Linked DNA regions of Mus musculus: regions 1 and 2 are each linked to region 3. A link is a loop called in an ENCODE intact Hi-C map of the cell type or tissue named here. Cell type or tissue: left cerebral cortex. All regions are shown on one strand. Each heading gives the region's core, and the rest is flanking DNA. Links, peaks and the distances in the headings are about the cores only. Region 1 has its middle 26 kb from the start of Tacr1. Region 2 overlaps M1ap (meiosis 1 associated protein). Region 3 holds the start of Gm20383 (predicted gene, 20383).

Evidence for each region. Peaks named below come from ENCODE experiments on the same cell type or tissue, not always from the same donor. Only the 100,000 strongest peaks of a DNase experiment are listed, where the experiment ranks them.
Region 1: a loop joins it to region 3, with 2.7 times the contacts of the local background. A loop is called at or near these places in 10 of 42 quality-filtered maps.
Region 2: it touches region 3 in a loop (3.0-fold over the local background); 9 of 42 quality-filtered maps call a loop at or near these places.

What each region holds. Positions count from the first base shown.
Region 1 is chr6:82,371,088-82,381,386 of GRCm38, reverse strand. No RefSeq gene overlaps it. Among named protein-coding and RNA genes, the nearest start is that of Tacr1, 26 kb to the left of the region's middle. In left cerebral cortex, for the core only: no CTCF peak of the experiment used is centred there; no DNase peak of the experiment used is centred there.
Region 2 is chr6:82,957,289-82,967,587 of GRCm38, reverse strand. The region is part of intron 2 of M1ap (meiosis 1 associated protein); the gene reads right to left. Among named protein-coding and RNA genes, the nearest start is that of M1ap, 16 kb to the right of the region's middle. In left cerebral cortex, for the core only: no CTCF peak of the experiment used is centred there; a DNase peak (open chromatin) is centred at 5,713; H3K27ac peaks cover 619 bases.
Region 3 is chr6:81,982,863-81,993,161 of GRCm38, reverse strand. It overlaps Gm20383 (predicted gene, 20383), which reads right to left and starts at 8,841. Exons shown (of 2, transcript NR_157233.1): 1 at 8,547-8,841; 2 at 736-1,761. In left cerebral cortex, for the core only: a CTCF peak has its summit at 5,958; DNase peaks (open chromatin) are centred at 5,289 and 5,968; H3K27ac peaks cover 550 bases.

The sequences.
Region 1 (10,299 bases), core at 4,969-7,468, 390 kb before region 3:
CACCCAACCACTCTCAAGGATGCAACCCAGATGTACTTTCCACTCTCTCAGAAAGGGGACTGAAGGTGAGTATGAGTTTCAGAGAGGCTACACCATAGTCAAAATCATAGCAAAGATTCCAAGCAGCCAGCGAGTGAGAGACTCCCAAGTGGCGAAAGCAGTTGGGAAGGTCCGGGCTAGAGCGAGCCCCTCCTCTCCTCACCACATGTCTGTAGCATCAGAGTTGGCAGAGTTCTGCTCTTCCCTCCTTGAAGCCTCCCTGCCTTCCATTTCCTTGCCCCCTGGCATGAAGACTTGGCTCATTCTCTCTCCTTTCCAAGGTGTGCCCAACATGACAGCACCATATCTACACCTACAGAGTTCACAGTCTACATCCAAAAAAGAATGGATGGCTATCTGATAATGTGTTAAGTTTTAAGTAAGTGTTGGTTGGCACTCATAGAGCTATCTTGGGGGGCATACAACCTAAGGCTCATGAGAGACATTCTAGGAGAGGAGAGCTGTTGGGGCAGATAGGAATCTCATCGGTTCATTAATACAGGGCAGCGGACAAATCTCATTGCCAGGTCTCAGTCTTTCTTTCATACTCACCTGCTGCAAGCCTCTGTGTTCCTATGCCAAGTTCCTGTTAAGGCCCAGCCTGACAGGGGAGTCCATATCTAATTCTATCATCCACTCAGCCTGGTCCTCCAACAGGTCTCCAAGGCTCACGTAGTTTTGACTGTTAAAGTGTGAAACTACATGGACCATAAATTGTCAAACAAAGGGGAGGCATCTGGGCTTGGGATCACAAAAACTGTTAAGGGGGTGTCCTCTTCTATCTTTATCACTAGGCTTCCTTCCTTTCAGAAGGATTATCATCCACTATGCAGTATGTCTTGTTCAGGCTAAATTTTGACTTCTGGAGGCTCATTCACGTCCTGCACCACCTTGCCTATGTTAAGCTGAGTTAGCTAGTGTGAAAATACTCAGTTTAGAGGGACGATATCAATCAATGAGGCGGTGACAGAATAGAAATCACCCAACTTTCCACCTTCACACTACAGGGACAGATGTTGATGCTGATAACCAGAAGGGAAAGCACACATGAGTGTAATACTGAGTGAGCTCAGTGCACACACACACACACACACACACACACACACACACTTTCCCCCTGCTTTATGTGCAATGACTCTCTGTGGCTGGGAAACTTACAGACCCAGGGCTGGTTAGAGCTATTTGCTGGTCATTCCTCTCACTTAGCCTCATTCCATGTGGTCATCACCAACTGAGTTGTGCGACCCATGTGAACTGGAGGTAGAGGAGATGGCAGTGTGGTCTGCTCAGGCAGAGTGGGAATAGAGGCTTCTGACTGTCTGGAAAGCTCTTATGCAAAAGGGAGTGAGACTCAGTGAGGGAGCTTCTGGAGTGGTTCAATTTGTGTCAGAGGAAGAAGTTGGTCTTTGAAAGCCTTAAACAAAATGCAGTGTTATAGCTGGACTGATTGAGAGTTTCCATTTACAGGATAGTTGCTAGGAAAGTACAGGGGAGGAGGGAGGGAGGGAGGGAGGGAGGGAGGGAGCGAGGGAGGGAGGGAAGGGAAGGAAGGAACATAACAACATAGCACAGCAGGCATGTTTTAGAAGGAGTATGTGGTTTTTAGGCATAGTGAGTTTCTGAGTTAAAAATAGTATCAGCAAGGGAAGAGAGTGATTGTATTTTATTACCCTAATATCTATCTAGAAAAATTTCAAATTTATTTTTCATTTTTATGTGATGAATGTTTTGTCTGCACATACATATGTGCACCATGTAGATGTGGTACCCTTGGAGGCCAGAAGAGGGCAGTTGATCTCTTAGAATTGGAGTTCCAGACAGTTATAAGCCACACCCTGTGTGTTCTGGGAATTGAGGCCAGGTCCTCCATGAGAGCAGTAAGTATTCTTAACTGATGAGCCATAGTTTTAGCTCTATGCCTAGAGACTTAAAAAAAAAAACTCATATATGGATGTAAAATATGCACAGCAAACTGTCAGTTTCTCATACATATAAATTCAACAGAAATAATTCATCCAGCAACACTATATACACACTGCTATTTTTTTCCAAAATAGAGGGTACCAGATAAATTGGTTCAATTAGAAATAGTTCTTTTAGAACTTAAAATTTATTAGCTCAATAATTGCTTCTTTCCCCAAATAGTCATATTTAATTTTTTGCCTCACACTCAGTTCTCTGTAGAAGTATAATTAGGAACACAAGAATAAGCCTTAGAATGAAGACTTCAAAATCCAAACAGAGGAAGTTATAGCCAGGAACAGAGATGTCAAAGGTTGAGAAGAGATCCTTGGTCACCTACTGTCTCCAATGTCACCGAAAGACAAACGTATGTTTTATCTCTAGGGCTTTGGCACTGAATCTTTGCTAGTAGAGTTCTAAAAGGATATAAACTTTGTAGAAGACAATTTGTATTGCCTATTAGTGGTTTCAGACAGGACTTAGCCATTTGATCCAGTGACTTTATTTCTAAGTTTTATTATAAAGAATAATCAGAGAGGTGCATGTAGATTTTAAATGTTTTATTTTTATTTATGTGAATGTGGATTTGCCTATGTGTCTGTATGTACACCATGCGTATGCAATGCCTATCAAGGTCAGGAAAAACAAAAAGCAAGCAGACAAACAAACAAACAAACAAACAAAACACCCTTCACAAACCACTGTTTCCCTTAGAACTAGAGTTCCAGTCAGTTGTGAGCCACTACTGCGGACAGAATCTTGGTCCTCTTTATGAGCAACCAATGTTCTTAATCACTGGGCATCTCTCCAGCCCTGTGCATTGGAATTTTGATTATGAGTGCTCAACTTTAGCTTACATTCTGTCTTAGTTACTGCTGTAAAAGGCACCATGACCAAGGCAACTTAAAAGAAAAAGTATTTAGTTGGGGGCTTACTTAGTGCTTTAGTCCATGATCATCATAATGCAAATCATGGTGGCAGGCAGGCAGGCAGGCAGGCAGGCAGGCAGGCAGGCAGGCAGGGCACTGGAGAAGGACCTGAGAACTTACGTGCTGATCCCCAGGCAGGAAGGAGAGAGAGAGAGAGAGAGAGAGAGAGAGAGAGAGAGAGAGAGAGAGAGAGAGACCAAGCCTGGCCTGTGATTTTGAAACCTCTAAGTCCACTCCCACTAACACACCTCCTCCAGCAAGCCACGCCTCCCAATTCTTCCTAAACAGGGGAACCAAAGATTCAAAAATGAGGTTCTGTCTTAAAATCTCTCTCTCTCTCTCTCTCTCTCTCTCTCTCTCTCTCTCTCTCTCTCTCTCTCTCTCTCTCTGTCTCTAACGCCCCTGCCGTGTGTGTGTGTGTGTGTGTGTGTGTGTGTGTGTGTGTGTGTGTGTATTCTAAAGAATGACACCCAAAGATGACCAACCTCCACATACCCAGAATGGAGGAAGGGAGGGAGGTATGAGGGAGGAAAGGAGGGAGGGAAGGGGAGAGGAAAGGAGGGAGGGAGACAATGGTAAGAGACCCATCAAAAATTAGCACTGTAATAGTCTCATAATTGCTTAAGATTTTGTCTCCACTTTTCAGCATTTCTAAATCTTTATGATTAATATATTTTCCTTCCACACAAAGGAATACACTTTAAAGCAAAGTTCTGTACATTGGAAAACCAGGGCACATTATGAGATTTGCATTTCAACACGATGTGGTTGGAATGATTCCTTTGGCATCTCCTGGAAAGTGAAGAAATTATAATGCAAAGCCTTTCTGTACAATAGAAAGTCTCTATACTGGCGCCCTGCTGACAACACTAGTTTACATGACAATGTGGACAGGGGAATTTTCACAAGGCCCCACCTCCAGATAAAAAGTTACAGGTGATTAGTGGCTGCCAAAGGAGGGAGAAGCCATGCTCCACATACATTGTCAGTCCCAAGTGGTCAGCCCTGGACACATGTATATACAGGTGACACTGAATGAACTCAGTGAGCACGCACACACACACACACACACACACACACACACACACACACACACACACGGCGGAGAGAACAATATTAAAGAAAAAGAGGCTATGAATTTAGGAAGGAGGAGGGATTGGGAGGAAGGGGTGGGGAGGAGGGGGCAGTGCATCACTTATGTGTGATGTTCACTTTGGATCCCAGGTGCAGTATGCACTTGAGCATCATGGCTTACTCCCCACTGAGTTTTAGACAATGCTCTAAAACCCTGGCTCTGGGATGTGGCTGCCTTCCTCTTCTGGAGCCTTGTCCTCCCCAGACAGGTGCCCTTTCAGGACCCTAATGTTACAGAGCCTCCTCAGGGTAACTGGATGTTTTAGGGATTCCCATTTTCTTGAGTTCTGCAAGCACAGCAATTTATAGGGCACTGCTGCGAATCCCATTGGCTTCTCAGTGCCAGAGACACCATGCTAGGACTTGCGAAGACACAGAGACCTGTCACATAGTTCAGTTCTCACTGCAGAGCAACTGTGAAAAGCCTCTGCTTATGAGGGGAAGCGCTCTGGGCTCCAGTTACAGACCTGAAAGCTCGTTAATTAGATTCCTTTGCATCAGATTTGGCTGAGAAAGATACTGAATTTTATAATGTATGAATCTGTTTCTTTTATTAGTGAAGAGTTTTGTGACAGTTTGTTAAAACTATAAACATGGAAAGAGAGTGGAAGCAAAAGTGTCTCCTTCCAAGAACACTGGTAGATGGCTCTCAAGAACATGGCTGCTGCCCTCACACTCCTGCTTTGCTCCTCTATTCAAAGAGATGAGATCCCATCCAGTCCACGAAAACGAAAGACACCTCCACCCCACCCTACTGACTCAGAAACCGGAAATGCAGAAGAGGCAATGCCAGTATGAGGATGTGGAACAATTTGTGTTCTTTCAAACCCTCTAGGTGATTGGGACGTATGTCAAAATTTAAAATCCATCATCACCATCCTAAGGCCAAAGACACATGGTTAGGCAATTAAATTGCTGTTACAAGTGCTGGATGGAGAATTGGCTCAGGGGTTAAGAGCACAGGTTGCTCTTACAGAAGGCCAGAATTCAATTCCCAGCATACACATGGCGACTCACAACCATCTGCTACATCAGTTCCAGGATATCCAACATCCCCTTCTGTCCTCTGAGGATACCATACTCCCACACGTAGTGGTACATAGACAGAGCAAATACTCATATACATAAAATAAATAAATCTTAAAAAAATTTAAAATATTGTTACATTCAGGGAATTGAACAACATATCCTATTCAGTTGTCCTGAGCTATCCTAAAATGTTGCCAGCTCTTCTTTTCTTTGTCATCTGACCCAGATCCAGTCAAGGGTCAGTTCCTGGATTTCAGTGGTGCTAACTGCTTTAGCCAGGTGTGACACATCTGGAGTCTGATCGCACTAACAATGACAGACCCAGTGTACCTCCTTCTTGTTCCAGAGAGGGCAAAGTCTGCTGAGGAACTGCACTAATTGTGTTGTGTTTTGTTGTTATTGTTGTCAACTGGACTGAGGCCACTGTCATTTGAGAAGAGGTTACGCCAATTAAAAACATTACTTTTTCAGATTGATCTTTGGGCAAGTCTGGGGACATTTCCTGATTGATGGTTGATGTGGAAGGCCCAGTTCACTGTGCGCAGCCACCCCTGGGCAGGTGGTCCTGGGATGTGTAAGCAATAGATTGAGCAAGCATGAAGAGTTTGCAATAAGCAAATTTCCTCCATGGCTTTTGCTTCAGCTCCTGCCTCCGGGTTCCTGTCTTGAGATCCTGCCCTGACTTCTCTGCACGATGGACCACAGTTATAAGCTGAAGTAAACTGCCTCCTTCCCAAGTCACTTTTGGTCAAGGATGTCTTTGTCACAGCAATAGAAAGCAGACTGGGACAGGAACAGAGCCAGAAAGCTAGCCCAAGACTTTGTCTTGGGCTCAGGAAGGGTACACGCCCCCCACCCCCACCCCAGGCACTCGCCTGATGGAAACTGAAGGCTCCTAGAGCTGAGTTGGAACTTGCATGCTGACTGTAGACATAACCTGGCATCAGAGTCAGAATTTACAGGACAGTCCCTTCAACAACTGTACAGTAGGTATTCCCCACATCCTGTGGGGCACTCTCTAGGATAAATCATATGAGAAGCAACAGAACCAGTCTCAGTATTTTTTTTTCAATTGGTGTTATATTGACTATCTTTCCTAATCACAAGGCAAAGTGTTCAGTAACAAGAAATCGCTGGAAAACATAAAAAAAAGCATGAAAATTAAATAGTAATGTACTCTTAATCAACCGATGGATCAAGAAAGGATTCAAGAAAAAATTTTAAGATTTTAAATAAATGAAATTGGAGACACAGTCTCAAAACCTATGGAATCCATTAAAGCAGAAATACTGGGGGAAGTTTTTTAACGTCAGCATAGAAAGAAAAAATGGGACACTCTCCAACAAACAACCTCAAAGCACTAGAAAACCAAACACATTCAATGCAAACTTAGTAAATGGAAAGAACTACACTTCAGAGCAAACCCAAATGAATTAAAGGGGAAAAGAACAAAATTAATATAAGGAAGAGATGACTATTCAAACACATAACTTCACAAACCCTTAACTAGATTAAGGAAGAAGAGGGGACAGCTTGAATGACTATAAGCAGAAATGACAAGATGCTCTAAGTCAGATGACAGAAATGCAAAGAAGTTTGTGGTTCTTATGTTCAACTCAAGGCTGACAGATCTGATAACTAGAAAGACAGATTTCTGCGTCAGTCCATCTTAACAAGGCAACGTTGTGAAGAAACAGAGCAGGCGAGCAGACTAACAACAAGTAACAAGATTGAGTTAGTTATAAAAGCCTCTCGTTAAAGACAGCTCTAGAACCAACGTCTCCTCCATGGGATGTTTGCAGACATCTAAAGTAATAGCAGTTCTAAGGGAGGTGTTTTCCGAGTCCACTCCATAAGCCTAGTTGCCCTGATACCCACAGCAGGCAGGCATCAAACAACAGCAATAAAAAGCTATTATCCTTGAAGAACATAGATGCAAAAGCCACAAACTAAATGTAGAAGCACATTAAAGTGTCATCCACTATGATCAGGCAAGTTTTATCCTGAAGGGTGGGGGGATGTGTGAAGATGGTGTAACAAAATTTCAAAAGATTGACACACAGCACAGCACAGCAATGTAGGGCAAAACCACACAGCCATCTCAACACATGAAGAAAAGCAGTGGGCAAAATTCAGCATCTTTTCAGTATCAAAACTGAGAACTTGGACACAGAAGGAAGATAGCATAGTATCAGCCACATGTCAACCAACAGCCAACATCATTCTACATAGAAAAAAAATGGAGATTTTTTTCTGGGACAAAACAAGACTGTGAGTGTTCATCACTTTCATCAAACCTTGAACTAAAATTCCTGGCCAGAAAAGAGAAAGGAGCATCACACATGGAGAGAGGAAAGGTCAGTTTGTCAGATGGCTGGTTTGCGGTGCCCTGATAGCTTAAAAAAGGTGTGTGTAGGTATGTGTGTGTGTGTGTGTGTGTGTGTGTGTGTGTGTGTTGTGTGTATCCACTCTAGCATTGCAATTTCCCTGAGCCTTAAAATTCCTTCATCAACACTAAGCCAAAGGATACCAGGCATCTCCAACTCCTTTTCCATAGGCCATCTTTTGATAAATGCTTCAGCTAACCATTCTGACACCTTTTTAAACTGTGGGAGCTTCCATATTAAACCTAGACTCTCCACTCAGAGGGCCCATGTCAATAAACTCAGCCTGATCTGGTCTTATGTTCCTTCCACTATTATCCCATACCCTTAGAATCCATTCCCACACACATTCCCCAGGTTTCTGCTTGAATGAATTAGCAAACTCATTAAGCTCCTTAGTAGTGTAGCGAATTTCCTCGTGGACTACACTTTCTACCTCCCCTCTAGGGGCCTGCTTTGCCTTGACTCTGGTTATAGGTCTGGAAGAAACTATTGGTGGGCCTTGAGGAACATCAGTATTGTCTTACCTGACATCTTCTTCAAAGAAAGTCACTGCTGGTTTATCAGACAATGACGGATTCGTTTCCTCAGGTGAAAAGGGCAGTATTTCTAGGGGTGGGGCTGAGGTACTTCCTCAGGTGAGATAAACCCTTGAGAATCTGATGATTCAAAGTTCTCAGCTTCCACAGTGTCCTCCCACATATCCCCATCACAAGGTGTAGGATCCCATTCTTTGCCAATTAATGCCCTTACTTTAACTGCTGACACCCTCTGAGGCTGAGACTTGAATTTTCACTGTAATTCAGCCAACCTTATAATGAGGGCTTCTGTTTGATTTTCTGTAGCTCAAGCTCTAGGGCTGTGGAGAGAAGATTCTCTTCAAGGGCACACTTAGAAAACTTTACATTGTTTATTTGCATCTGGAGCTGGTCAATTTTATCATGCAGCTCATTCCTTTATCAATTTTTCCAGAAATGCTAAGACTATCGAGCCAGCAAGATCATTTTCCTTATTTTCCCTCAAACTGTGGAAAATTTCTTATACTGGGTCACCTAATTCATTGCCAGTCACAATTGACGGATCAAGATAATCAAAGGTATTTGCTTCTTTAAGTTTGAAATATAGTTTCCACCACAGGCCTTTCATATTCTTCAAGAGTGTGAAGGACAGAGTGTCTGGAGAGCTTTCAGTAGCTGAAGGCGCTGGCAACTTATTAAGCCAATTCCAGATCCTTAAAGGATTCATCCTTATACTTCTGCTCCTCTAGAACCACTCCAGGCATCAGCTCCTGTATTAAGTCAGGGTTCTCTAGAGTCACAGAACTTATGGAATGTTTTTGTATATTAAGTATTGTATTACAGTCTGTAGTCCAGCTAACCCAACAATGGGCAGCTGTGAATGGGAAGTCCAAGGATCTAATAGTTGCTCAGTCCCACAGGGCTAGGTGTTTCAGCTGGTCTGTATAAGCTGGAATCCTGAAGAAGCAGGTACCAACAGATGTGCTAGCAAGTAAATGCAAGCAGGGAAGAAGGGTGAGTCTTCCTTCTTCCATTGTCCTTATGCAGGTCTCTAGCAGAGGGTGTGGTCCAGATTAAAGGTGTGGTCCACCATACCTGGATCTGGGACTTACTTTGTCCCAGGCTGGCCTTGAAGTCAGAGATCTGCTTGCCTCAGTCTCCTGGGATTAAAGGCGTGTACTACTTTTCCTGGGCCTAAACTCTGCATGCCTCAAGATGTATCTCCATGTTAAGATCCAGGTCAGAAGCCTGAGTCTTCCAGGCTCAAGATCTGGGATCATAGTTCATTCCAGATGTAGTCAAGTTGACGACCAGAAATAGCCATCACCATGTGTGTGTGTGCATGTGTGTGTGGTGTGCTGTGTGTGTACATGGTGCAGTGTGTGTGTGTGCAAGCATACATGTGTATGTTGTGTGTGCATATGCTTATGTCTGTGTGCATGCATGTGCATGCTTTGTGTATGCACAACAGTTCACCTCAAGTGTCATTCCTTAGGAGCTGCACATCTTATATTTTGAAACAGGCTTTCTCAGTGAGCCTGGTGCTTACTCATTCAGCTAGTCTCTCTCGTGGTGGACAATTCTGCCTCTGTTTCCTAACCGCTGGGTGATAGGACATTTCAGGCCCTTTGTGTGGGTGCTGGAGATTGAACTCGGGTCCTCATGCTTGTGTGAGAAGCACTTCACCAACTGAGCCAGTCATTTCCCCAGTCCTTAGCATGACCTTATAACCAGGAAAGCCCAAAGATGGCACAAACTCCCATTTGAACTAATAATAATTAGAATAAGTTCAGTGTTTTCAGGATACAAAATTCACATACAAAAATTAGTGTTGCTGCTAAATGCCAACAATATAATATCTACAAAGAAATCACAGAGGTAGTGCCATTTCCAATGAGCTCACAAATACAAAGGACTAATGTAACCAGAGGGGTGAAAGATCTCTAAAATGAAGTGTAGAAAACAATGAGCACAGAATCCAAACATACACAAATGGGCACACATTCCTCACACATGGATTAGAAAATCAATGCTAACTAATCAATATTGATAAAGTTACTGTATTATGTAAAGAGAGATAATGACAATGAAATTTGTATTTCAAACAACTAGAGGCTGGAGAGGTGACTCAGAAGTTAAGAATATTTTCTACTTTCCCCAGGACCAGTGTTTGGTTCCCAGAACCCATGTTGGGGAGTTCACAACTTCCTGTAACTAAAGCTCCATGGAATTTGATGTCCTCCTCTGGTCTCTTTGGAGACCTGCACAAGTGTGCATATGCACATAGAGAGATCACACACACAT
Region 2 (10,299 bases), core at 4,252-6,751, 980 kb before region 3:
GATACAAAACTACGAAACACTCAGGCTTTGACTAATTGGCAGTTTTATTTCATCAGTAACTCCTTAGGAGTTCCTCTCCTTCCTAAAACCATGTATGTCTGACTGACACATACAGAATGTCAATCATGTTCTAAGTATTGCACTAAAATTTCTCTAAATCAGAAGGAAGAATGCAGCTAAAAATCCTAGATGCTGTGGATTTATCAGAAACAGGGAAGGAAACGTGATAATTCAGTTACACGTTCAGTGAAAGGTCTTTGCAACTACTTTAGGTGTATGAGTGCTCTGCACCTAAAATGTGCACCATGTGTGTGCCTGGTGCCTTCAGAGGCTGTAAGAGAGCACCAGATTTCCTGGATCTGAAGTTGTGAGTCACTGTGTGGGAGCTGAGAGCCAAGTCTGGGTCCTCTGAAAGAGCAACAAGTGCTCTTAACTGCTGAGCCATGTGTCCAGGCCATGACTATAGTTTTACTTTAGGTGATCTTCAAACTGGAAGTCTAAGAGGGCTAACTTTAGATACTATCTGGGTTTCTTAGTCTGTCACTAAGAGATTCTCTGTTTAAGAATGATGTTTCCCTAGCTTGGTATTACAGCATTCAAGAAGCTGAGGCTGGAGGACTGAGAGTTCAGGCTATTATTAGAGTTCAAGGTATTTGGAGCTATATATTGACAATCTTTCAAACAACAACAAAAAATGTTTCTCCTGAAACAAGAATTGTGATGTGGTCTCTCATTTTATAATTGATAAGGATCTATTGAATCCATTCCTCAGGGGCATTTCAGTGAAGAAGAGAATCTCACTTAATTTAAGGAGCCAACAAGTAAACCCCGGACAAGTGAAGTGACCTCATGGTTCTCCTCACCATCCTTTATAAAGACCAGTTCTCCTCTTCCTTCTCCTCCTCCTCTTCCTCCTCTTCCTTCTCTTCCTCCTCCTCCTCCTCTTCCTCCTCCTCTTTTTTTTCTTTTTGCAAGTGTTCTTTTTCCCCCCTTGGGTATTTTCTTTCTTTCTTTTTTTTCTATTAGATATTTTCTTTATTTACATTTCAAATGTTATCCCCTTTTCTGGTTTCCCCTCCAAAAACCCCCTATCCCCTCCCCCTCCCTCTGCTCACCAACCCACCACTCCTGCTTCTTGGCCCTGGCATTCCTCTACACTGGGGGACTGAACACCCTCAGGTCCAAGGGCCTCTCCTCCCACTGATGTCCAACAAGGTCATCTTCTGCCACATATGTGGCCAGCACCATGGGTTGCTCCATGTGTATTCTTTGGTTGATGGCCCAGTCCCCGGGAGCTCTGTTGCTCCCTCCATGAGGCTGCAAACTCCCTCAGTTCCTTCAGTCCCTTCTCCAACTCCTCCATCGGGGATCCCCAAGCTCAGTCCAATGGTTAGCTGCGCGCTTCCTCCTCTGTATTTGTCAGGCTCTGGTAGAGCCTCTCAGGAGACAGCCGTTATCAGGCTTCTGTCAGCAAGCACTTCCCAGCATCCACAATAAAGTTCGGGTTTGATGGCTCTATATGGGATGGATCCGCAGGTGGGGCAGTCTTTGGATGGCCTTTCCATCAGTCTCTGCTCCACACTTTGTCTCCATATTTCCTCCTGTGAGTATCAGGGATCATTTCTATAGTTTGTAACTAAAGACAGATTCTTAAGGAAGCAATGTAATTTAATCTGATTCTAGTTCAATGATACTTGTACGGATGTATGAATTAAAAAGAATGTGTGCTAAAGATCTGAGACATTATTTGAAGTAATTCCAAGAATCAGTAAGGTAAGGAAGGAGGAAAAAACCTTTGAATAAGAATGGCCCCCAGAGGTTCATATATTTGCATGTTTAGTCACCAGGGAGTGGAATTGTCTGGTAGGATTAGAAGGCTTAGGGGGTGTGACTTTTTAGGAAGAGGTGCGTCACTGGGTGTGGGCTTTGAGGTTTCAAAAGACCATGCCAGACCCAGTCTCACTCTCTTTGCCTGTGGATCAGGATTAAGGTTTTTAAAAATTATTTATTCATTTTTATTAATTTATATCCCAAATGTTGCCCCTCCCTGCCCCCCCTCACAGAGTTCTTCCCATCCACCCCATCTCCAAATCCCCCTTCCCTGAGGCATCCAGTCTCTACAAGATTAGGCTCATCCTCTCCCACTGAGGCCACACAGAGCAATTCTCCGATACATATGTGCAGGAAAGGGGGTGCTTTGGACTAGCCCATATATGTTCTATCACTGATACTATGTTGTGCTTGCAGACAGGAGCCTAACATGGCTGTCCTATGAGAGGTTCTACTAGCAGATGAATGAGACAGATGCAGATACTTATAGCCAAGCATTGGACTAAGGTCAGGGATTCCTATAGACAAGTTAGGGGCAGGATTGAAGGAACTGAAGGGGATGACAACCCCATAGGAAGACCAACAGTGTCAGCTAACCTGAACCTCTGGGAGCTCCCAGAGACTAAGCCACCAACCAAAGAGGATGTAGTTTTCAACTACATCCAGCAAAAGGTCTGCTGTTCCTGCCGCCATGCTCTCTGCCATGTTGATAATGAACTAAGCCTCTGAAACTGTAAGCAAGCCCCTAGTTAAATGTTTTCTCTTATAAGAGTTGCCATGGTCATGGTGTCACTTCACAGCAATAGAAAGGTGACTAAGACATGACCCAAAAGCAGAAATAAATGATACTTGACATGCTTATAAAATCCATGAGTTTGAGCTGTAATACTGCCAGGGCAAAAAGACTGTTTAAGTCAGGCTGTCTCGCCTTTCTTACTTTGCTTTTATATGTTCCTCTTTAAGTCTCAGGGAGGGGGGCCTGAAGGCACAAGAAATTAGACATCAATTCTGACACAGAGAAAATGAAAAATCTAGATAGGGAAATAAAAAAAAAACCTATTCAAGAAATAAGCGAAATCAGACCGTAAATATAGCCTAAAAGATTTATTTGTGCGGAGTATGCATGTATGTGTGTGATTGTATGTACATGTGCGTGCGTGTGTGTGTGTGTGTGTGTGCGCGTGTGTGTGCGTGTGTGTGTGTGTATGTGTGTACATGTGCACAAATGGAGACATTTCATGTGGGTTTGTGGAAGTCAGAGGAAAGCCTAGAGTCTCTTCCTTGCCTTCCTCCTTGTTTTGAGTCCGGGTCTCTTTGTTGCTTGGTGTTGAACCTGTAAGCCAGCCCTAATCAAATGTTTTTTCTTTATAAGCGTTGCTATGGTCATGGTGACTCTTCACAGCAATAAAACCCAAAGTAAGATAGTATGTACGTGTGTAGGTGTCTGTGGTTATATACTCGTGACTGTAAGTGCCCGTAGATTCCCTGAACTGAAGTTACAGGCAGTTGTGAGTTGTCTAATATGGATGCTGGTCACTGAATTCAGGTTCTCTCAAAGAGCAGTACATACTCTTAACTTGTGAGCCATCTCTCCAGCCCCAGTACTTTCTGTTTTACAACTTTTGGGAAAGAAAAATCACTATATTGTGCATTTTTATTTGCCCTTTTTCTGTATGCTTTTATTGTCACAACTAGGAATATGTGAGCCTGTTTGGGTTTTTATCTTCATAACTCTATGTTTATGCGATTCCTTTAAACTTTAGAAGTATTTGATTTGCCACATGACAGAATTACTCTATTTCTTTGTCTTATTCTCCCTCTCCCATTGCACTCAGTTATAGTCTACCACAGCATCTTTCTTAGAACTCACCTTTATCTCTGTTATTTGTTGCTTTGACATGATTCCTTTTGAATATCAGCTACTAAGGATGAGGAAATAACACTATAGGTAAACCAAAGTTAGGTGAACCCTAACACCTCAATGTAGATTAATTTCAATAAATTCTTTATAATGAAAAATTTTAAAGAATTAGGAAGAGTGTCACAGGAAGGACATTCTTCTGGAATCCTCCTTTGAGGGGGAAATTAATCATTTGGGTTAGAATTATTTATATTCATGTCACAATGGCTATAAAAGGAATTCTAATATTTTAATTATGAATTCTCTGTCATGAGTCCTTATAACAGGTTCAGATTTGATGATACTAAAAAATTAAATGTGAGGGTAATCTTGGGTCCATCCTAGAAATGATCCACCATATGCTGTCTTTCTACATTTACATTTTGGGTGACTCTGTGGACAGAAAATGTCAGATGTCTATATAGTTCAGTGAAAATGGATTTAAGGGCCTCTTTTCCTTATAGACTGCATTGTTTGTATACACAATGATAGTCACTCCTGCCATTTCCTTGAACTTCTAACTAGCACTGACTTTACTGTTCTACAGTTAGGAAAATTTGGCTTGTCATTACTTCTGAGTTACCACTGAGGAGTCCTATGGGTGACTTTTTTTTTTCCAGGACTGACTATAGGCAATTAAAAGGCTTTACCTGGAAGGTTTCATGGTGGCAGTAGAAAAGTGACTCTGGTGTGCAGCCAATTCACTTCAGTTTCTGAAGGACATGGCCAAGGACTCAGGTTGCCCTGGCATGTCCTGTTCTTGGGATATTTGTCTCCTTATCTCTCGACAGCTTCATTCCTAGGTCTCTAAGGCCTATAATGAGGTTCTCCTCAAGTGCTTCTTCCAAGACTTCTTTATGAGAGGACAGGGAAACTTGAATACCCCTTTCTCTATTCTAACTCAGTCTTTTCTACCCTTAGCCTTCCTTCTGCTTTCTTTAACCCCAACCTTACAAAGCCATCAAAACTTTTTGTCTGGGGTTCACTCAACAGTGTCTTCATCTCTGTCAATACATTTAGCTCTCAAACATTCTGAAGAAGAAAAAAAAAAGTGGGAAAGCTGGGTGTGGTGATGCACAACTGCAATCCCAGCACTCTGAGGAATGAATCAGAGTCGCCACAGGTTTGAAGCTAGCCTGAGCCATGTAGTGAGCTTCACGTCAGTCTGGTTGACACAGAGAGATATTGAATTAAATAAACAAAAGAATAAAATACAAAATCTACCAGCAACATCACCAACACCACTAACAGCAAAATGGAATGGGGGATAGGCACTTTTCTCAGGTTAGACCCTTGCTTACTCCATTTCAGTAGGTGACTAAAGGCTTAACCTTTTCCCTTGGTTTGTTAGTTGACTTTGACACCTGGCAGATCAGCTGTTTGCCAGCTTGGATAAGCTCATTCAAGCTCATGGTTTTTAGTATAAAACAGCTTGCCTTTCCTAGAGAAGTGATTAAGGGAATCAATTGATTTCAAAATGGCCACCTATACTAGGGAGTAACAGGGAGATAAGAGAAATTATCACAATATTTGATACTGTGTAGTTTCTGTCTGCCTTTTCAGATATCTGTCTACTTTTCACTCTCTGGTTTTGTATCCTTGAAGGCAAATCTATAGGGATGATTCAATGAGTTTCCCCACACTCCTGCTTCTTAAACTGTGTGTCCAATGGAAGGCAGTAGCTGGGGATTTAATTCAGGAGTCCCACTTACCCATACTGTACTTAGCTGAGTCCAGGCTCTCCCCACTGCGAAATCCCATTGTCAGTGTTCTTGCACCTACTGCAATGGCTCTAAATAAAATCTTTAATGGTGCTTTAACAAGAGTCACTACATTTTCTGTAACAAAGGTCACAGATTCCATGAGGCGGCCCTCTTTAGTCCTGGGTGGCCTGGCTGTAGCAGTATCTTTTGTTGACTCTGTCTAAACTCTGCCTTCACCTCTGCAAATATCCTCTTTCTGTATCTCTGAAAAAATTTCAGCTTGGGCATACCATCTGTTTCTTGCTTGCAACTTGACTGATTTATATAGCTCTTTAAAAAGCTTCCTTTAAAAAGGAAAATGGGAGTTTTCTTTCCTTTCCCATATATAGTTCTCTCTCCTCTAGATACCTTGGTCTTTCTGAAGTCCCAGATCCTAGGTTTTCCTCTTCTGTACTGAGGCTTGGAAACTGAAGACAGTGGCAGCCTTAGGTGCCCTCATTTGCTCCCCCTCATGGTATTCTCTGATGTACAGATTCCTTAAGACGTGTGTGTGTGTGTGTGTGTGTGTGTGTGTGTGTGTGTGTGTGTGCACGCATGTGCTTAGGACAGAGGCCAACCTCGAGCATTATTCCTCAGAAGCTTTGCTAGTTTGCTTCCTGATGCTGTGATAAACACCATGACCAAAAGCAACTTGGGAGAGGAAAGGTCCATCATTGAGGGAAACTGGGCAGGAACTTAGAGTCAGGAACTGAAGCAAAGACCATAGAGGAATGCTACTCAGTGGCTTGCTCAGCTATCTACTGGCTTGTACATCCCACCTGCTCAGACATGACATGGCCCACAGGGGCTTAGGCCCTTCTACATCAGTTAGCAATCAAGAATATGCTCCCACAGACATGCTCATAGGCCAATTTGATGGAGACAATTCTTCAATTGAGGTTTCTTCTTACCTGGTATGTCAAGTTGACAGCCAAGATAGTCATTACAGTAGTCATCTACCTCTTCTCCTCTTCTCTCTTCTCTTATCTTTTCTTCTCGTCTCTTCTTTCTCTTTTCTCTCTTCTCTTCTCTCTCTTCTCTTCTCTCCTCTCTTCTCTCCTCTCTTTTCTCTCCTCTCTCTTTTCTTCTCTCTCTTCTCTCCTCTCACTTCTTGCCTCTCTTTTCTTTTCTCTCTCTTCTCTCCTCTCTTTTTTCCTCTCTTCTCTCCTCTCTTCTCTCTTCTCTCTTCCCTCCTCTTTCTTCTCTCCTCTTTCTTCTCTCCTCTCTCTTCTCTCCTCTCTTCTCTCCTCTCCTCTCTCCTCTCTTCTGTCCTTTTTCTTCTCTTCTCTCTCCTCTCCTCTTTCTTCTCTCCTCTCTCTCCTCTCCTCTCTTTCCTCTCTTCTCTCCTCTCTCTTCTCTCTTTTCTTCTCTCCTCTCTCTTCTCTCCTCTCTTCTCCCCTCTCTTCTCTCTCTTCTCTCCTCTCTCTTCTCTCTTCTATTCTCTCTTCTCTCCTCTCTTCTCCCCTCTCTTCTCTCTCTTCTCTCCTCTCTCTTCTCTCTTCTATTCTCTCTTCTCTCCTCTTTTCTCCCCTCTCTACTCTCCTCTTTCGTCTCTCATTTCTTCTCATCTCCCCTCCCCTCCCCTCCCCTTCCCTTCTTTTTCAGACAGAGTTTCACTGGGACCTAGGGCCTGCTGATTTGGCCTTGCTAGAGTACCAAGGCTCCTCCTGTTCTGTCTTCTCAGCATTAGCACACATCACATCTAACTTTTTACATGATGATTAAGATCAGCCTCAGGTTCTTATTCTTCAGCCAACAGGTCTGGCTCATGATCAAACTCAGGTCTTGAGACAGCAAGCTCTTTAACTGATGAACTATCTCCACAGCCTCTTGTTTTGTTCTGGTTACTTTAGACAAGATGGTACATCTGGTCCTTGTTGCTTTGCCTGGATAGAACAATGACTTGCTTCTCACAATGGAATGTGGAATAAATGGACTTTTGTGACAAGGACATAAAGCATTCTCTGTCTCTGTCTCTCATCAGTTGGTTGTAGAAGAGTTAGGATGAGAACATGAAAATAATGCTATGGAGAGATCCAGGTCGTGAGGAAGTATGAACTATTAGCATATGAATATTCTACTTTAAAACTTTAGAAGTAGCTCCTTTAGCTCTCATCAAGCCCTCAAATGACTACAATTATGGCTCCCATTTTTAATACAACCTCACGAGGACCCTCAGGCCTGAGCTACCTACCTGAGCTGCTTATGGATTTTTAACTCACAATAAACATGAGATAATAAATGTTTATTATGCTAAGCTATCACATTTTAGCATAATCTGACAGAAAAAGTCGATGATCTAAGGAACCAAATTCTACACAACACATAGAAAGAATCAGTTTTATTCCTTACGTAATTTTAATGAGTTCCTATGCCCAACCCAGCTGAAATAACAATGTACTTAGACACAATTACTAGACTAAGTACTTGGAGTGTTTATATAAAAAAATTTTTCCCTGTATGATCCATTTTGAGACACAAAACCTACATTCTATAAGCTCATAGGCAATGTACTCTAGGTATTTTATATGAGTACACTGTAGCTATCTTCAGACATTCAGACACACCAGACAGAAGAGGGCACCTGATCCCATTATACATGGTTGTGAGCCACCAGGTAGTTGCTGGGAATTGAACTCAGGACTCTGTAAGAAAAATCAGTGCTCTTAACCACTGAGCCATCTCTCCAGCCTGGAATATTATATTTTTTAGCAGTACTGTAACCCAATAAATATAAAACATAAAACTGGCAAGAGGTCTATTGTGCTGGTTATTGTTTTGGTTCCCCCAACCTTTTTTTCTGTTGGTTTGACCAAGCAGGGTCATCTGGGAAGAGGGACCCTCAGTTGAGAAAATGCCTCTATTAGATTGGCCTGTAGGCAAGTCTATAGGGCATTTTCTTGATTAACAGTTGATATGGAAGGGGCCAAACCACTGTGGTTGGTGTCATTCCTAGGCAGCTGGTCTTGAGTTGTATAAGAAAGCAGTTTGAGCAAGCTATGAAGAACAAACTAGAAAGCAGCACTCCTCCACGGCCTGCCTCTACTTTGTTTCCTGCTGGGGAGCTTTCTGGCATTACAGTTTCCCCCGAGGAAGGCAGTGTAGGGATATGGAGTCAGTGATAGGAGCCTAAGCTGCTTTATTGTTGGTAATTCTTCTGTCTTTAATTCTTTGCTGTTCTGTGACCAAAATCTACAGACTTTTAGCAGTTCTTCTCTGGCTCAAGGGTCCCTGGCTGGCAAGCCTAGAGATTTGGAGTTCATTAACTTTTTGTGAGCCAGAAAGAAAAGAAGAGGAAATACTTTGGCCAGGCCAGACCACCAGTCTCAACAATTCCACAAATATTCATGTATATTTACATACCTACACATATACCTATATACATATGTATGTGCATACAGATAGACAAATAGACTTATACGTATATACATTTGGTGGATGGGGCTGAGCCCCAAGTGTCACACTTATTTTTTCTCTCTGTCTGCCTTATACCTTCTTAGACAAAAGTTCTTTATAAAATTACTTCATAGATAAAATGTTGCACAAAAGGGGAGTTACAAAAGGATGTCCATAGTGAGTTCAAAGCAGTATTTCATTCTATAAGCTCATTGCAAGTTAAAAGGACAGTTTCACATGGCCTTGCTTTACCATAGCGCATACCTATGATTTCATCCTTGGATCTGACTTAGAATGAATGTTTTTTCTTGATCACATATTTATTTCAAACCTGCTTTCTTATCTTATTGCAATTAACTCATGACACATGAAGCTTTACAGAGCTCTATTTGCAGCTTTATTCTATATATGGCTTGAAATCACTTATATAAATTTAGGAATTTTATAAGACCATTATCAGGAATTATGAAATCATCAATTTGTCTACACAGCATTATTATATGAAACTACATCTTCATATTGATTCTACAGGAAATCTGCCCAATAGGATGGGGCAATGTCCAGGATTCATTAGGTTTTATAACAGTGACAGGAAAGGCATATCAGCAGCAAGAAGCAATCCTGGGATAAAGTCTCTGGTGGCCTTGCATCTCAGAGCTCACCCATCGAAGGCCATGCAAAATGGAAGGTCATCTCCATAAAACTCATTTGCATGCCTTAGTCTTTCCTAGATGACTTCTGACAGGTTCCTGCCCTGACTTTTCTTCATGATGCACTGTGATCTGAATATGTAAGTCCAATAAACCCTTTCCTCTCTGTGAATGAGAGCTCCTGGAAAGAAGCTGTGTCTGACTAGGATTTTTGTATAGTGGAGAGACACAGTTAGCTAGTTCTAGCCCACTGGCACCATTCCTTGCCCACCTCTGTGTTAGAATCAATGTCTTATGACTGATATATTAAAACCTTTAGAATATATTAACTTAGCAGACCACATCTTGATCCAAAGACAGATAGGAGAAGACTCAGCATCCTCAGGTAGCTAGGAGGAGGGTTTCAAAGCCCACCCCCACAGTAACACACTTCTTTTAATAAGGCCAAACATCCTAATAGTGTCACTCCCTGAACCAACCATATTCAAACCACAACAGTGTTTATTATGGTAATAGAAAGGGAACTCAACAAATGAGTATTATTTCCATACTTTATAATACCAAAAGAGATGTTATATTTTCACTTTCAGTGAGGAGAAAACGAGTGGCTTCTAGTTAGATTTTACAGACTTAACCACCAACAAGTCTGTGAAGCGCCTTCCTTTGGTTATCTTAAAGACATCGTGCACGTACATCGATTTAACAATAAGGTTGACTCAGAGAAGGAGCTGCGTGGAATCACTGGAAGTCTTTGCCATCCCCATGATTTTGAACTATATCT
Region 3 (10,299 bases), core at 5,003-7,502:
GATTCCCAGCACCCACTGACAAGTAGCTCACACTGCCTGTGACTGGGCTCTTCTGGCCTCTAAAAAACCTGTACTAACATGCACATACCCTAGACAGACAGACAGACAGACACACACACACTCAAAAAAAAATCCTAAAAGTAAAACATGGAGTCAGACACGATAGTACATAACTGTGCCTACTGAGGAAGCTAAGGCAGGAGGATTCCAAATTCAAATTCAAGGGCAGCTGGCCAAAGGTGAGACTCTGTCCCAAAATGGTTAAAAAGGGATTGATGGCGTGGATCCGAGGTAGAGCACGTTCTTAGTATATGTAAGATCTTGGGTTTAGTAACTAAAACCCAGGAAATAAATCAATCTCTCTCTCTCTCTCTTTCTCTCTCTCCCTCTCTTTCTCTCTCTCTCTCTCTCTCTCTCTCTCTCTTTCCCTCCCTCCCTCTCTCTCTCTCTCTCTCTCCTCTACCTATATCTAAAGTTTATGGGAATATATCTTTCCTCCTCCACTTAGAGTTTCAAGGATTCAATTATTAATGTCATTCCCTCTATTCCAGCCAAGCAAGATGGTTCAGTGGGTAAAGTCTCTTGCCTCAAAGTATGAAGACCTGAGTTCGAGTCTCAGAGACCTCATGGTAGAAGAAAAGAGCTGACAGCAATAGTTTCTCTTTGATCTCCATGTGTGCACAGTGACACATATGCCCTGCTCCCTCTAGATGAATTGATAAGTATAAATAAAACTTTTTTTTTTTAAAAATCGCCTCTATTTCAAAGTCATACAAATTTTTCATTAGGTTTCAGTTGAATATATTATATGAGCATTTACTTGTTTTTTAGGTCCACCCTATTTTTACACCAACCATCTTCTAAATGAATTATAACTTTCCCAATAAGCTGAAAAGAATATTTCTAACAGGTATTAAGTATGTATACTGGCCAGGTGTTGTGGTAAATGCCTGGAGCCCCAGTTCTATGGAGACTGAGGCAGAAAATTACAAGTTCAATGTCTGAAGCTTGAGAATAAGACTTTGACTCAAAAACTACAAACAAGCAAGCAAACAAACATATTGTGTCCATTCCTAAATTCAGGGGATAATTTGGTCATATGTGTGTCTGACAAACAATCACTGTCTTAAATTTTAATATTTTTAAAGGTAGCTGCCCCCAGTTTTCCTCTTCAGAGATGTCAGTTAAAGCCCTGTTATACCACCCAACTGTAATTATGTTTGTTAATTAAATAAATCTTGCACTGACTAGATAAGGAGTTCAAGGCCAGTCTGGACTACACAAGAATCTAAAAAAATAAAATAAAATAAATGAAGACAGAGATTATCCAGCAACTCTTAAAGGTCAAGGAATCCCACAGACTACCAGCAACCAGCCTATTGGTGCCCTCATCTTGGCTTTGCTCAGCCTCCCCAGGGAGATGATAAGATGCTGTCCGTGGGTCCATCCCGGCTGAGGTACTTGGTTACATACAGAAGGTCAGCATACGCAGCAGCTGGACAGGAATGAAGGCAGAAATCCGTCCAATGTGAGTAAGTCCTTCTCTCTTCAGGCCAGCCACTGATGGGGCCATTAGGAAGCCAGCAAGACGAGCCTCACAACGTGCACTTGGCTGCAGAAGCGTTGATGTAGCAGAGAAATGGCTCTCAGTGTGGGATGTAGCAGAACAACTTGGGACGCCCTGCTGCAGCCCTCAGCCTGGGGGCTCTGCCTTCCCGGTGGGTGGCTTTGTGCCCAAGCTCAAGCCACTCAGCCATCGCTCTGCAAACAACGTGTATTTCGTTACTTAGGCAGTAATTTATTTTGGACACATGGTCTCCTGTAGCCCAGGTTGGCCCTAATTGAATTCGTATGTATCGAAGAATGACCATGAAGTGTGAGTCTTCCTCCTTCCACTTCCAAAGAGCTGGGGTTCCTGGCATGTGCCACCATACCCAGGCTTAGGTGATCAGGGCTTTGAGCACGTTACGTGAACACTCTAAAGCCTTGGCAATGCCCCAGTCCTGCCTTGATAACTCTCGAAGCTTAAGGCAGTGAAGTGCCCATGATTTATTCTCAAATGATTCTGCCCCCACCCCACCCCCACCTCCTGTCTGGCTTCCCGTACCACACAGCCATCCAAATGTCTCTGCAACATGAGGAAATGTCCCATGGACATCCATCTGTCCTCTTGCGCTGACTCTGGTGTCGGCACTCCATCCTGTTTATTGACTGGAGGAACTGTAGACTCGCAGGGAGTCCCCGGTTCTTACAAGAGAGAACCCTTGTTCTTACTGTGTCGACCCTGTGTCCATCCAGCCCTTCAGGACTCAGGGTCTCCTGAGCTAACTACTGCAGCAAGGCATCCAAACTTCGTTCCTCCACCACTCCCTCCTGTCAGCTCCCTCAGACAGGCCACACAAAGGAGGCTTAGCAGCTCTGAAGTCTCCCTGGAATGCAGAGCCAGCCTCCTCAACCCCCAAAAGAGCGGTAGACCAAACTCAGAGGGCAAACCCCACACTGAGAGAGCGGCTCTCTTTCCTTGTGTTTACACGCGAAGCTTCTTCCTTAGAAAACCAAAACGAAACAAAACAAAAACCAAACCAGAAATTCACCTCATAACGATTGTCCCGGAGAAGGCCTGTAAAGGGACCTCAGTAAGTTCCAGAAACTTCTAAATATGGAAACTGCACTGGGGCAAGCAGTGGGGGAGAAACGTGGAGTCATAGTGGGGATTCTGAGAGCTGGGAATGTGGAACTCGGGCCCAACTTGGCTCTTAAAAAAGAACCCCAGCACTCATTAATTGGCCCTAAAATCCACCGAGTAAAAAGGAAAAATAAATGAGCTCATTAAACGCGGAAGAAGGGACGACCTGACCTGGAGGCTTAAACAAGGAAATGCCCAACACCCGCTTAGAAAAACAAGGGGGTGCTGGGCTCATCAGACCCGTGGCCCGGAGCAGAGACTGCCCTGTCCAACGAAGCTGCCTCATCTGTGCCACCCTGTGAGGCTCACCCACCCTCAGCTGCAACCAGGCAGGCTAGGACCCTGCAGCACCCCGCAGCCAGCCAGAATGGTTGCTGTGGTTGACCAGGTCTAGTGGTCTCCTGCGCAAACTCAGAGCAATCAGTTGAGAAATACAGTGGGGAATCAATCCCGGGAGAATGAGGCACTCCAGAGAGAATTTTGACTTCAGCCAGATTGTTGGTAACTAACTGCCTGTGACAACTGGAGCCTTGGGTTTGGTTTAATAAGAGCTGTTCATTCTCCTGCATCTTTCCTGTCCTACCCATTACCCCCCCCCCCTCCCCGCTTACTATCACGGAGCTGGTCTTATGCTAGGCACTGGGGGGGGGGGGGGAGGGAGCTGACTCGGGGGGTGGGGGTGGGGTGGGGCAGTGGGGTGGGGGGCGTGGGGGAGGGAACAAATGTACTCTTACAGCTCTGCCCAGCCTATAGATCCCTGGCTCCCAACTGAAGGTTTACTACCTGAGTCCACTTTAGATTGGAGGAATTCTGCAGGCTCCCTTTGGCCTTCTTTGTTCTTTGTGGGTCTTACTGTTTTTTTATTATTCTTTTTTTTTTCTGAGAGAGAGAGAGAGAGAGAGGCATATACCTGTGTATGTATGCATGTATGTATGTATATATGTATTATGTGTATGCACATACTCACATAGAGCCTAGAGAATTAATGTTGCCTTCCTCCATTGTTTTCAATGAATCTAGTCTCTCACTGAACCTAGGGCTTGTGATGTGACTGACAGGCCATTGGGCAACCCTCATCTTCTCTCCCCATTCTCCTTCCTTCTGCACTCAAGCGCTGGGGCTGCAGAAACAAGTGGAAAACTCTGTCTTTTCCATGGAGGCTAGGGATTCAAACACTTTACCCACTGAGCCACCTCCCCAGCTCCTTATCATTAAGCTTATTTATGATGGAGTGAGTTCCGCAGTGACATGTTCATAGACACACACCTCTGTCCTCTGCTCTCCGCAGCCCACCCCATCCCCTTTCCCCTGTCTCCAGTTCCTTCCCTGCCTAGGAGATCACCCACTGCAAGGTTCAGGAATAGCACAAGGGAGGACAGAGGAGGGGTGGGGTGTCTGCCCGCTGTGTGTTTCTGGGAACGAAAGCACTGTCTATGGGCTGGGGACAGAGCTTACCTCAAGTGCTCAGAGCCCTAAATGGAGTATAATGGTTCAAGCTGATAATCCCAGCACTGTGAAGGGGAAAGAAGGATATTCAAGGTCATTGTAACTGTATATCAAAGAATACATAAGGCCCCCTTTCAAAAATATAAACAATAAGAAGACTAGGGAAATGGTCCAGTAGATATGTGCTTGCTACATGGGCATGAGGACTGGTACCCCAAATCCAACATAAAAAAAACTGGTGCCTCCAGAAGGAGAGACAAGGAGAGAGTGGGTCCCCTGGGAAAGACTGGCTAACCAGCCTAGCCCAAATCTGTGAGCTCTGGGTCCAGTGACAAGCCTCAGTAAGTAAGTGGAGACCAGCGGAGAGGGTACCTGTCCTCAACCTCGGCCTCCAGAACCAGAAGTCGTTCCATGAGGCAGGGTCCCACAGGCAGAGGGGCTGGGGGTGAAGGCTGGGTATTTGTGAGCCTGTGAATAGGTTGTGGGTGTGTGTTCATGTACATATGTATAGCCATGTGCATGTGTGAGTGTGCAGACACATGCGTGTGTGACTTTGCCTGTGTGCATACATGCGCTTGCAACCCTGGCAGAGGCTCATGGAGCAAAGACAAGAGGAGGACAAACAGGAAACCCACCCACTGCCATGCCAAAGAAGCTATGGGGTTCCTGCTGGCTTTGTTCCATCCACTGAGTCCCCATGGGGACTCTGTGACCCAATGATGCTCCTGGCTGACTCTCGGGCAAAGCTATCCTTTGTCTAAACTTGACACCTCACAGAGAATCCTGTATTCCAGCAAGATCTAGCCCAACTACTTCTCTTCACCCCCCATTTCTAATGTGCACACCAACCTCAAGGAGAGTCATGTAATCAAGGGAACAGAAATTGCCTGAGCCTTAAGGTCCTGAGCCCCAACTCCGCTAACGAGCTGTGCGGCTCTTAACTGTTCGAGTAACCTTCTCCTTCCTTGTCTATAAAGTAGCTTTAATACTGTCTATCAAATAAAGCAGTCATTGGGATTAGAAAGAGCCTTCCCCAAATACCCTCAGCCACTGTTCAGATGGCAACTGACACTATCCTAAATTGGAGCTGTGTGCCACCTCTGCTGCCTTTGGTTACTGGCTCCTCCTCCATGGGGCGGGTTGTGGCCTGGTTCTTGGCATGACAGCCAGGACTTTCTGTGACTTCCATTTAGGCCACAAAAACACTGGGTTCTCTGCTTGGCATCTCCAGGGAGCTTACCCTCAGCTTCGCAATGCTTTATAACTAATTGTCATGCTCCAACAAGCCTTTGGAATCCAAAGTCACTTACTTTATGGGGGTCAGATGGCTACATCAGTTTCAGGTCTGCTTTCAAGGTCAAGGCTACAGACTGTTCTGGATGTTAGGCATACGAGTTGCAGTTCCCTCTTAAACTCTCACCAAGCCAGGGTGATTTACAGGAAGGGTGCACACGAAAGATTTAAAATTTGTAGTCCCCTTGTCTGGGGAGAAATGTGCGGTGATCTTAGGCCTTGTCAGCCAGGTCTGCAGTGGAGGGGGGTGGAGGAGGAAAGAGACTCCCTGGAAGTCCCTCCAGGGAGTCCCCAGAAACTTTCTCAAAAGTTCATGTGCTACCAAGGGAGGTGATACCAGGATCCTTTTTGTTCTGAGCTAGAAACAAAGACTCACTGGGCAGCACAGGGCTCCTGGGACCAGCTGGCACCTGGGTGATGGTTGTGACTCAACTGAACGACAACCTCGTGAGCTCAAGTGGGGTCACTCCTGGACAAGGTTTCTGCTCAGGGAACAGTGGCTGTGCTTGCTTGCCCGCAGGGACAAAAGCCGCTTTGTGAAAGGCCCCGGGACTGTGAGGAGGCGCCACCGTGCGGTGGCTTGAGGAAGAGCGCCTCTTTTGGCTCTCAGGAAGGGGTGACTCAAGAAGCAGAAGTGTGTGTGTGTGTGTGTGTGTGTGTGTGTGTGTGTGTGTGTGTGTGTGTGAAGGCTCTTTGCTACTGTAATTGACAAAAACAAAAGGCTGTGTCCTCCTTTGCATTTCCAGTGGGAAAAAAAAACAATCCTTACTCCATCCAGCTCCAACCAGTTGCTTCCCCTTAAAAAGCAATGATGTAAACACAATCCAATTAGAATAAAGTAGTGACAAGCTTGAAGGTGTTCTGCGGGTGGGTGAATGACCCGAGTATGGAATGGAACGTAGAGGTCAGAAGTGACACATAGGTGTCACGTGGTGGTCAGAGGGCACTTTCAGGAGTCAGTTCTCTCTTTCTGTCACATGGGTCCTGGCATCCAACTCTTCAGTTAATCCCTGAGCCATCTCACCAGGCCTCTTGCTTCTTGTTCTCATTTCTCACCTTGATAGCCCTGTTAGAAGATACTTTTCCTGCCTCGGTCAAAAAAGAGGAAGTCAGTTGGCAAATGCTCTTTGGAAATGTAGTTTGTAAAGGAGAGAAGCCATGGGGCTTAGAAGGCGAACATGAATCTTGCCAGCAGCACTCAGTGCTAGGGACCAGGGTGGGAGGATCAAATCACAACATCACACATGGGCACCCTACGCCTGAGCCATGCCAATTGTGATCGTCCAGTACGTTGAGGACTCCAGAGAGCCGGATGGTCTAGCAGGATGCTGGGGGGAGCATCCGCACCTGCCTGCTGGGGAGTGGTAAGTGAAGACATTGTAAAAGAGGTGACACTGAAGCTGGAACTTGAAGGATGAGTCAGGGGTAAGGGCATAAAAGGGAAGGTAGGTAGGGTTGGGAAGACTGGGAGGACTGGCTGGCTGATGGGAGACTGGGCTGGAAGACAACGAACCTGGAGACAATGGCAAACAAATAACATAATTATTCATCACGTAATTCATCACACCCTTTGGTGTTTCCTTATTGCTTAATGGAGGCACCCTTAGTTCCTTGCAGGAATATGAGAGTCTGCTCTCCTCCGTTGGCCTCAGCTTAACCTCTAGCGTGCCTGAGACTCCATGCACCTAGCACCCCTACCCCTCCGTAAGCATATAGAGTGCACAGTCTCCCCTTTGGTGCTTCTGATGGTTTGTATATGCTTGGCCTACGGAGTGCACTGTTGGGAGGTGTGGCCTTGTGGGTGTGAGCTTTAATACCCTTGTCCTAGCTGCCTGAGAGCCAGTATGCTGCTAACAGCCTTCAGATGAAGATGCAGAACTCTCAGCTCCTGCACCATGCCTGCCTGGATGCTGCCATGTTCCTGCCTTGATGAAAATGGACTGAACCTCTGAACCTGTAAGCCAGCCCCAATTAAATGTCCTTATAAGAGTTGCCTTGGTCATGGTATCTGTTCATAGCCATAGAACCCTCTAACTAAGACAGAGCTTTTGCCTAAACCAAATCTCTCTGTGTGCCATAATTGGCAAGATTTAAGTTTGACACTACCTGATCTGCAAATGTCTCCAGTTCCACTGGATAGGTGACAAACCTCTCTGACTTCCTCCTAGATCTACTCACTCCACTCTTATGCTTGCCTTCTTGCATTTGTTCTCTAATTGGCAACGCCATTAGTTAGAGCATCATGGGTACCATCTGCATCTGCCAGAACTGTCCCCCGAGTGCCTCCAAACTACCTGATGCAAACCAGGCACTCAAAACACCCAAGAGGGAGGCAGAAGTGTGATTCCATTTGTGGCTTGCTTGTCTAGTGTGTACTAACCCCTTAATTCAATCCCAAGAGCCTGATAAGCGAGAAACAGCAGCAACACCAGCCTGTTGTCCCAGCTCCGGGAAGGTAGAAGGAGGAGGATCAGAAATCCAAGGTTTGGACAGATGAGATTGCTCAGTAGGTAAAGGCACTGGCTGCCAAGTCTGAAGACCAGAGTTCAATCTGCTAAACCCATATTGTGGAAGAAGAGACACCAACTCCCACAAGCTGTCCTTTATGTCCACACACAAAATGTGAAGCATGTGTGGCTGTGCACATACACATGCATGAACAGTTTTAAAGGTCAGGCATTGGTGGTACATACCATTATCCCCAGCATTCTGACAGCAGAGGCAGGCGGTTCTCTGTGAGTTCAAAGCCAGTCTAGTCTACAGATCAAGGTCCAAGCTAGTCGGGGCTGTATAGTAAGATCCCAACTCAAAAAAAATTTTTAAAAAAAGGAAGGAAGGAGATCATTTTCAAATCCATAGTGAGTTCAAGACCATCCCATGATAAATGAGGCCCAAACGTGGAAGACTGTAGCAAGGAAGAGAGCAGCCACAATATGGTGTCAGGTCTCCACTGGGACTCCTTCATACACCCCTGGCTTTACCAGAACTCAGAGAACTTTGTAGGCTCACCCTATACATGGGCTCACTCTGAAAGCAGCCTTTGTACTTTCTGTGAGGCCACTTTCCCTTTTAGAATCCACCCCCTTGAAGACCCTGCCATGAGGAGGGTGGCGATTCTTACCTTCCCCAGCCTCAGTGGGCTCCCAGGAGCTGCTGTCACAGCTGCGGGACACAATCTGCTTCTATCCCAGGAGCCGCTGTCACAGCTGCGGGACACAATCTGCTTCTATCTTGCATAGCTCCAGAAGGCTCTTCTGCTTGTTTGTTTTTCTCATGAATGCTCAGATTAGCTCTCCAGGTTGCAGCTAAATCTACTACAAAGAAGAGTGGGAAGGGCTTGCTAACGGGCAACTACAAGATTTGTCCCCCAGATGCCTGGGACCACATTCTTCTGTTTACCTTGGCACAATGGCAGAGCTGTTCCTCAATGGCCTAAATGTCACCTCAATCCTCTCTTGTCTATCCCTCTTCCACCCCCTTTCACCTCCCTCCCCAAGGCTTCAAAACCAAACGAAGCATGAGCAACCGCATCAGCTAACCCCTGGCAAGCATAGCCACAGATGTTAAAGGTACATGCTCACTGACACGGGAGAGTGCCTCTGACATCTTATTTTAAATTGATAAACATGTGTTATGTTAATACAGAGAAAAGGAGACCAGAAATAAAGAAACCAAAATGTTTGGTATTATTTGAGCCCTGGATCCCCACAAGGTAGAATCAACTTTTGCAAACTGTCCTCTGAACTTGACATGTGCACCATGGTACACATGTGCCCCTCACTCCCCCAGTTTATACAATACTAATAAACAAACATTTTAAAATCAAAATGTGATTATGAAGATATTTGAAATAAAAAACCATCATGCCCTGGGATCAACCCGACCCAAAGTCTATACATCTCACTGAACCTCTACCCAGAGAGGTCATTCCAGAGCTAGAGAGCTTCATACCAGGTTTTGCACTTCCAATGTTGCATATATTTGTATGCCCGTATTGACCACCAACCCCTGAAAAATCCAAGGTAGGGTCAGAGCTAGAGAAGCAGTTCTCCTTCATGATTCAAGTGCCCCTCACCTGTGCTTAGCCCTGCCTCGTGCCCTAATATTCTGCCTGTCTTGTTTTCCTTCCTACTTGCTATGCCATACCCACATGTGCATGTTTGTACACACACACACACACACACACACACACACACACACACACACTACACACTATGCTCTGCATATGAGGGCAAACACAGCTTTTTCCTTTTCTGTGATTCCGTGAACTCAATATTATGTAGTCTAGTCTAACTAAGTACTTCTAAAGATGATAAGCTAGGCATGGTGGCACATGCCTACTTCACCCAGTGATAGGAGGATCAAGAGATCCTCAGCTGTAGAGCAAACTCAGGGTGAGTCTATGCCATATGAGAAGCAACCAGAAGACAACAAAACAAAACAAAACCAAAGAAGCCGATGGCATCGGAGAAACAAGGTATGGGCAACACCCTGAAGGAAGAGCACAGGTCGCTGTGGAAATATTTGCAGGGGAGCCAAGTAAGACAAAGAATGTTAAGACCTCGAGGATGAGGAATGAGACAAAGTGGGGAGGTGGGTGTGGGGTGCTGCTGTTCATGTGCACAGAAGAAATGGCTAATGAAAAGGCTAACCAACTTGGCTATTGAGAATGGGAATGTGGACTAAGAGAAGCCTTGGACACAGCAGGGGTGAGCACCCTCTCCAGGGAGGCACAAGGCCACAGACAGGACTAGGGGTTTCCTTCTAACTATAATGAAAGGATTTGTACAAGAGAGTGGCAAGGGAAAGAAGACACCATCCTCGCCCTCGGGGAACTTGCTATGGTGTAATCCGATTAGAAGCTCCAAAAACTT